Regions from separate parts of the Homo sapiens genome. Here region 1 is linked to region 2. A link is a contact called in ENCODE Hi-C or POLR2A ChIA-PET data. All regions are on one chromosome and are shown on one strand. Each heading gives the region's core, a stretch centred on a gene start or an enhancer-like site at or near the end of the contact. The rest is flanking DNA. Distances are from core to core; before and after follow the strand shown. Region 1 holds the start of RNF215 (ring finger protein 215). Region 2 overlaps LOC105372988 (a long non-coding RNA gene).

The links. A loop is a pair of places that touch in the nucleus more often than their neighbours do. ChIA-PET counts read pairs that join two places held with the same protein, here RNA polymerase II (POLR2A). Pooled maps may share reads with other maps.
Region 1: a pooled map shows a loop between it and region 2 (2.7-fold over the local background). The contact joins the promoter of RNF215 here to the enhancer-like site in region 2. A Hi-C loop is called at or near these places in 1 of 168 maps with a recorded cell type or tissue (mammary epithelial cell) and 4 of 50 pooled maps. POLR2A ChIA-PET finds 5 or more read pairs at or near these places in 3 of 52 experiments (AG04450, OCI-LY7 and activated CD8-positive, alpha-beta memory T cell).

What each region holds. Positions count from the first base shown.
Region 1 is chr22:30,385,496-30,389,044 of GRCh38, forward strand. RNF215 (ring finger protein 215) reads right to left here and starts at 1,916. Exons shown (of 9, transcript NM_001017981.2): 1 at 1,534-1,916; 2 at 1,121-1,264; 3 at 575-646; 4 at 409-494. The coding sequence starts at 1,818. RefSeq lists a silencer at 1,656-2,015.
Region 2 is chr22:30,194,485-30,198,341 of GRCh38, forward strand. All of the region lies in intron 1 of LOC105372988 (a long non-coding RNA gene), which reads right to left. It also overlaps a transcript of HORMAD2 not described here. Among named protein-coding and RNA genes, the nearest start is that of LIF-AS1, 43 kb to the right of the region's middle. RefSeq lists an enhancer at 1,882-2,001. Within about 2 kb of position 2,192, at least 38 of the 41 ENCODE cell types and tissues checked have a DNase peak (open chromatin) inside an H3K27ac peak, as active enhancers do; they include OCI-LY7 and mammary epithelial cell, where a contact is called at or near this core.

The DNA of each region.
Region 1 (3,549 bases), core at 666-3,165, 190 kb after region 2:
CAGCAGCAGCAGTGGCAACGGGGGCTCCTGCCTGTAATCCCAGCACTTTGGGAGGCCGAGGCAGGTGGAACTGAGGTCAGGTGTTCAAGACCAGCCTGGCCAACATGGTGAAACCCTGTCTCTACTAAAAATACAAAAAATTAGCTGGGTGTGGTGGCACATGACTGTGATCCTAGCTACTTGGGAGACTGAGGCAGGAGAATCACTTGAACCTGGAAGGCAGAGGTTCCAGTGAGCCGAGATTGCGCCACTGCACTCCAGCCTGGGCAACACGAGTGATACTCCATCTCAAAAAAAAAAAAAAAGGCTAACAGGTAAGGCCCTGGTCCCAAGCCCCCTCAGTCCATGGGAGAACCAGGGGCTCTCTGTACCCAGGGTCAGTCCTTTGAAGTCTAAATACCAACTCACTGCAGCAATGCATCCAACAGCTTGGTGACATTGGAGGAATAATGGAGGACGATCACTGGCCTGAGCAGAAGCTGGGATATGTCCAGCTGCAGGGAGACAAGGAGGTCAGCAGGCCTGGGTCCCCCTTTCCCCAGCTTGCTTACCCTCACGGCCTGGTCCGATTTACCTCTCGGACCACGTTGTGGTTCAGGATGAGAAGAAGCAGGGCAGAGGCACCCAGGAAGAGGGCCCGCCGCATCTGCAGAGGGATAGAAGGCGAGAGGCTAGCATATACCCTGCCTGCACACCTGTCTCACCACCTGCAGCCCTAGCTGCTCTTAGCTCCTGGCCCTGCAGTGAGCAAAACTCTGGACAGACTGCCATAAGCTCCTTGAGGTCAAAGGTGGAAACTGCTTTCTTCCTCCTGCCTCCCTTCCAGATGCGCTGTGCCTTCCCCGGTCCTATCAGGGCAGTCCCAGCAGTGGTCGTCAGCAGCAGCTCCCCCATCCCATACTCTCAGAGCCTGGTCAAGCTTCTCAACCTCTCTCTGGCCTCCTCTCACCTCCCTGCTTCGAAGCCATACTGACTCCATTCTTCAAACTGGGGTGCCCTGACCCACCAGGCCTAGGGCTTCTCTGCAAGCTCTTAAGGGCCCATCTAAGGAGGGCCTGGCTCTAGCAGATGCCTTGGAATCCTTTCCTCCAGCCCCCTCCCCCATAGACATCCCCTGCACCTGCTGGACCAGGGCCTTGGGATAGGCCTGCGGGCCACTGCCCTTATTCTCCTGGTGGAACTGGGCCGCCTGCTCCTTGCCCACGTATGCCACTGCAATCCAGCCTTCCACTGGTGCCTCCTGCTCGGCATCCACGATGTCCATCTGTGTGGCAAGGGGCCATGAGCAGAGGGAGGTAGGGTGTGGTGGGGGAGGGAGCCGGGGTCATCACAGTGGATGCCAAGGCCAGAGTTCCCAGAGCATCTGGCTCTCTGGTTTGGGAAGCCGGAATGCTGGGGGCCTGGGGAGCCTGGGGAGGGGCGCTGGACTCTCAAGGCTTGGTGGAGGATGAACGTCGGTTCAGGGTGCGGGGTCTCTAGGGAGGGTTGAGAGAGGGGTTTAGTGATGCGGCCAGATGGCTCAGCAGCGCTCACCAGCAGCAGACGACCGCCCAGCAGGGGCGCCGGGTCGGCTTCGGAGCCGATCCTGACGCCCTCCAGGACCAGAGCGTCCTGGCGCGGCAGTCTCACGTCCACCCGCACGGCGCGGGCTCCGCCCCGCCCCGCCCCGGCCGCCGGCTCGCTGCCGTCCGCCGCGGCCCCGGGCCCCGCCAGGCCCAGCCACAGCGGCAGCAGGGGCAGCAGCAGCAGCAGCGGAGACGGAGGCGGCGGCGGAGGCGGCGGCGGCGATCTCAGCGCGGGGCGAGCGGCGGGGCCCATGGCCGGACCCGGCGAGCTGGCCCAACAGTGGGGCCAGGGGTCCCGGGCGCGGGGGGGATCGGAGGGAGCGAGGCCGCTGCCGGACGGGGCGGGGCGCCGGGAGGGGCGGGGCCGCGGCCGGACGGGGCGGGGCACCAGGAGGAACGGAGTGGGCGCTTGGCGGCTCTCGCGCCCAGACTGGGCCGCGGGCGCCCCCTGGTGGCCGCGGAGAGCTCAGGTGCCCGCGGCTGAGGGAGCTGGAGAGGGGCAAAACCGGGGTCGCAGCGGGAAGGCGGAAAGTCAGAGAGAGGAGGTGCTTCGGCAGCGGACGCGTCAGCGGGGCAGACAGGAAAATAGTTGGAAAGGGCGACCTGGGGGAGCAGAGACACGATCAGAGCCTGAGAAGGGCAGGAGCAAGGGATGTCTAAGGGGCCTGGTGGCAGGCCCTTGTTCTGCGGCAGCCCCGTGGACCCACGGGGTGGCCAGGGCCAAGTCACATCCCTCTCTTCCCCGGTCCTCCCTGTCTCGACCCCACTAAACAGCAGGAGGCAGAGAACCAGAGACTGGCGTGGGAAGCCGACAGGGGAGATAGAGGGGCAGGGGAAAGGGGCTGGGGGGCAAGGCAAAACGAAGCAGGCAGGGACTCAGTGCCTCAGTGGGACCGAGAGGCTGGGTCACTTCCCTCATCTGTGAAATGGGCACCATAGGCCGGGCGCGGTGGCTCACGCCTGTAATCCCAGCACTTTGGGAGGCCGAGGCGGGCGGATCACCTGAGGTCGGGAGTTCGAGACCCGCCTGACCAACATGGAGAAACCCCGTCTCTACTAAAAATACAAAATTAGCCGGGCGTGGTGGCGCATGCCTGTAATTCCAGCTACTCAGGAGGCTGAGGCAGGAGAATCGCTTGAACCCGGGAGGCGGAGGTTGCGGCGAGCCGAGATCGCGCCATTGGAATCCAGCCTGGGCGACAAGAGTGAAACTCCGTCTCTAAATAAATAAATAAATAAATAAGCACCATGTACAATCAACACTGCCTCACCCCCAGCAAATAACTCAAATGTCTACTGGAATGTGGAAGTTCCACTACTGTTCTAAAACTTGTCCGTTTCTCCAAGGGTTGGGGCTGCTGGGAGCTGGCTCAGTCTGAAACCTGAGCCTTTAAAAATTGTATGGTGGGCAGGGCGCGGTGGGTCACGCCTGTAATCCCAGCACTTTGGGAGGCTGAGGCAGGCGGATCATGAGGTTAGCAGATCGAAACCATCGTGGCTAACAAGGTGAAACCCCGTCTCTACTAAAAATGCAAAAAAATAGCCGGGCATGTTGGGAGGCGCCTGTAGTCCCAGCTACTCGGGAGGCTGAGGCAGCAGAATGGCGTGAACCCGGGAGGCGGAGCTTGCAGTGACCTGAGATGGTGCCACTGCACTCCAACCTGGGCCAGATGAGCCACAACACTCTTTTTTCTCCAGAAAAATTGAAAGAATTTTACAGTGAACACCTGTAGGAACACTGATATGGGATGACCAAGTTGCTCCTGAAGAAGTGTGAGACGGGTATATAAGACAGCCCCCGATATCAGCCTAAAGACAGACAAATGGAACATGAAATAGGCCAGAAACTGACCCACACATCTAAAGATGGTGTACATCAGAGGAAACATTGTGTTTGTGGAGATACAAGGAGGCAGTAGCATGGACTGTTTGGTAAATTGTGCTAAGAAATTGAATTAACCATTAGGAGAAGAAATTAGACCCC
Region 2 (3,857 bases), core at 942-3,441:
AATATAGGGAAGAAGTATCTAACAATGAGGGGTGATTAGAAAAAGGCCAGATTACTTTGAGTATCAGAGGCTTCTCCCTATCACTGCACCCAGAGAATGGCCACCCACTTATGAGATGTTGCAGGGGTGATCCAATATCATTGTGGCAATGCTAGTGAATTCTAGGATTTCATGTAGAAGAGGTGATATATAATGCAGGTGAAGCCAGGTCACAACGGGGAACTGACTGTCAGTTTGGAGTGTATCCTGGAGGCAAGTAGTATCTTGAAGGTTTCTGAGCAGAGTAGCAACATGATCAAAGCAATCTGCTAGGAACATTGCTTTGGCCAACACAGGGTGGTAAAAGTCCTGATTTTTATAGCCCGTGTTGGTCATTGGGTGCTTATATTCCCTGAACCAGTAGCAATTTAAAGAAAACCAAGAGTGGGCCGGGCACAGTGGCTCACGCCTGTAATCCCAGCACTTTGGGAGGCCGAGGCGGGTGGATTATGAGGTCAGGAGATCGAGACCATCCTGGCTAACACAGCGAAACCCCATCACTACTAAAAATACAAAAAAATTAGCCGGGCATGGTGGCACGTGCCTGTAGTCCCAGCTACTCAGGAGGCTGAGGCAAGAGAATTGCTTGAACCCGGAAGGCAAAGGTTGCAGTGAGCTGAGATTGCGCCATTGCACTCCAGCCTGGGTGACAGAGCGAGACTCCGTCTCAAAAAAAAAAAAAAAAAAGGAAAACCAAGAGTAAACAACATTGATTTTCTTTACTTTATTTTTGAGATAATCCAAAAAAATAGTTATGAGCTAGCATTTTTTAACAATTTATCTTCCAAGATGAATGATCCTTTCATTTCAAGGAGCTCAAAGTACTTGACATCCCAGTCTCATTCAGGCTTGTCTCATATCTGAACCGCTATGTCAGGGGCAAGACTGTCAAACCTCCTCTCTCAGATAAGAAGGATTCACAAAGAGGGGAAGTGAGTTGTTCAAGGTCACAGTGAGTCAATGGCAGGGCAGGCTCTTTGACTGAGGTCTCCCAACCCTCAGGCCTGCACACTGCCTTGTGCCCATGCAAAGGATACCTCAACTAGGAATGTCCCCCACATACCAGAAAAACCAACCTGAATGAACATCCTTTCTGAAGATAGAAATTACCTGAGATATTTAAGGTTCAACCAATCTCATTTTGTAGATGAGGAAACTGAGGCTTAGTGAACTCAGGCCTGGGATTCCTTGTACTACATCTTACCATCCTATCTACCCATAAAATGGTAGGCCCAGAAACAACCTACATGATTACCTGGAACCAACTAGGCTATCATCATCAGCTCCACTGTCTGGAAATATAAAGGCTCACATTGGCTTTGGCCACCAAAGAGAGGAAACATTCTGCAATCCTTAAAAACTCATGGCCGAAGGGGGTGGGGAGAACTGTTTGAGCCTTGTACTTACAAAGTCAAAAGGGAAAACATGTGTTTCACATTTGTCTTGGGATGGGAAAGAAAAACTTTTCCTTTCACTTAATCTTGGTTTAAACAAACAGAGAGACTGCCCTTTCTGTAAACTCACCGAATGTCAAATATTGTTCACTCGCATGGCATTGGCTTACTAAGCCACTACAGAGCCACTTCCCTCACGTAATCCCCTCAATCCAAAGGCACTTCAACTTGAAGAGGATCAACTGAAATAATACACATTTCCTCTGATGATTGGACAAGAGGCAGCCGATGGAATCAGGTTTCCAAACCTATAACCCCTGGTTTCAGCCGGAGACTTGAGGCAATACAGCTTCAGTCATGACTCAGGATTTTGCGAGTGAAAGCAAGCACGTCAAGTGATGTAAGAAAATTCCCCCATTCCTCCAACCCACTGGCTTCCTCCTCCCTGGAGAATTCAGTCAGACAGCATTGTGTTGGGGGTGGGGGAGAAACAGAGGTATCCTGTCACTGGGTGCTGAGCTGCCGGCACGCCTCCTATCACCATTGCCATGGCCAGCGTCATCACCATCGCGGTGGCCAGCGTCAGCGTTTGACAAAGGAAGTACTCAGTTACAATTACCTTCCTGTTGGCCAGCAGCTCAGATAATTGCTTTGCAATGTGTGTGAGAACCTCATAAATTAAACCAAGAAACAGAGGGGCCAGGTCTGGGCTGAAGGGAAGTGTCAAGTGGAGGAGGCAGTGATGCAAGGCTACCTTTGAAGTCACTTTGTTTGTGAAAAGTCTGCTGTGCTCTCTTAAGGAAACTCCACTGGAATGAGGTTTCTGTGCATGTGGGGTTTAGGGCTATTGTTTTTGGCTCTGACTTTCACCTCAAGCCCTAGCTAGGACATGTATAAATCCCATAACAACAGCCTGACATGAAATTGCTCACCCTCTCATTGCATCAGGGGACTTTTACTCAGGCGGATTTTGAATGCCTCATTGTTTAATAGGACAGGAAGTTTACTCTCAATGTAAATGAGGAATCCTTTTTCTCCCCGCCTTACCTCCTTGGAAGATTCTTACAGAGGCCTGACTTGTTGGCCCTAGTCTAGCTTCTGGTCTAGCTCCTTCCATAAAAGCAGCTGCAGCCCAGCAGCAGCCTCCCAGTTTCTTTATTAGGGTAAGGCTTTTCTTAGGACCAAAGTTTTTGGGCAGGCTTTTCCCTAGAGGGAGTGCTGGGTGATGGGTTAAGTAAGGGCCACCCAGGGACAGGGTGGGGTTGGATGTGAAAAGGGTTGGATTTTCTCTTTTCAGTTTCTTCATTCTGAACTGGACCTAGGTTTTTTTTTTAATCACAGAGAGGGAAGCCCCATCTCTAAATCTTATGATGCTTTTCTTCCTTGGGATATATCACAAGGAAAAAGTGGGTGACTAGCCCACATTTGTGGCATAAGGATAGGACTCTGAAGTCCAAATGTATCAGATTAACCAGCATGAGCAAGAGGATGCCTAATTCAGAACCATGACCCTACCCTCTGTTAGAGCAAATCTCTGAGGATAGAAACTTCTAGAAAAATCCTTGTGGGCTCCCCCACATCTCACACCACACTCTGTAGGCAAACCCTTTAAAAAAGGCACAAGTATAACCCTCTCAATCTTCTTCTGATGCCCTCAGCAACAAGATTGGCTGAGAGATCTTCAAAGGGAGAATAATCTCAGATACAATTACTTTAGTCAAAGGAAACCAGTTATGGACAACAACTAGGGAAATGACAGAGACACCAACTCAGTAAGATGAGGAAGCCCTAGTTTATTTGGTTTGTATATCCAGAATCTTTTTTCCTACACATCTGAAAAGATACCAATAATGAGTTAAAAAAAAAAAATCAAGTCAACCACTGCACATGTAGACCTAGAGATTAGTCTAAGGTTGAATTCCCATCACCATTGCCTTCCACACACAGCTTCATCAACAATGATGAAGAGTCAAGGATGGGCTGGGCAGGTGGCTCAGGTCTGTAATCCCATAACTTTGGGAGGCCAAGGTGGGTGGATCACTTGAGGTCAGGAGTTCAAGACCAGCCTAGGCAACATGGTAAAATCTGTCTCTACTAAAAATATATTAAAAAAAAAATTTAGCTGGGCATGTGGTGCACACTGGTAATCCCAGCTACTCCAGAAGCTGAGGCAGGAGAATCACTTGAACCCGGGAGGCGAAGGTTGCAGTGAGCCGAGATCGAGCCACTGCACCCCAGCCCGGGCAACACTTGCTCTGTCTCAAAAAAATAGGAAGAGTCAAGGATGATCCCTGACAGTAAATATGCTAAAGATTTATTTGTTTAAAATTGCAACATTAACCAGAGTTTTACACACTTGTATATGTGTATACGCATGTAAGTGTGTGATTGTGATTTTATTTGCACCAGGTCAGGTATAACTAA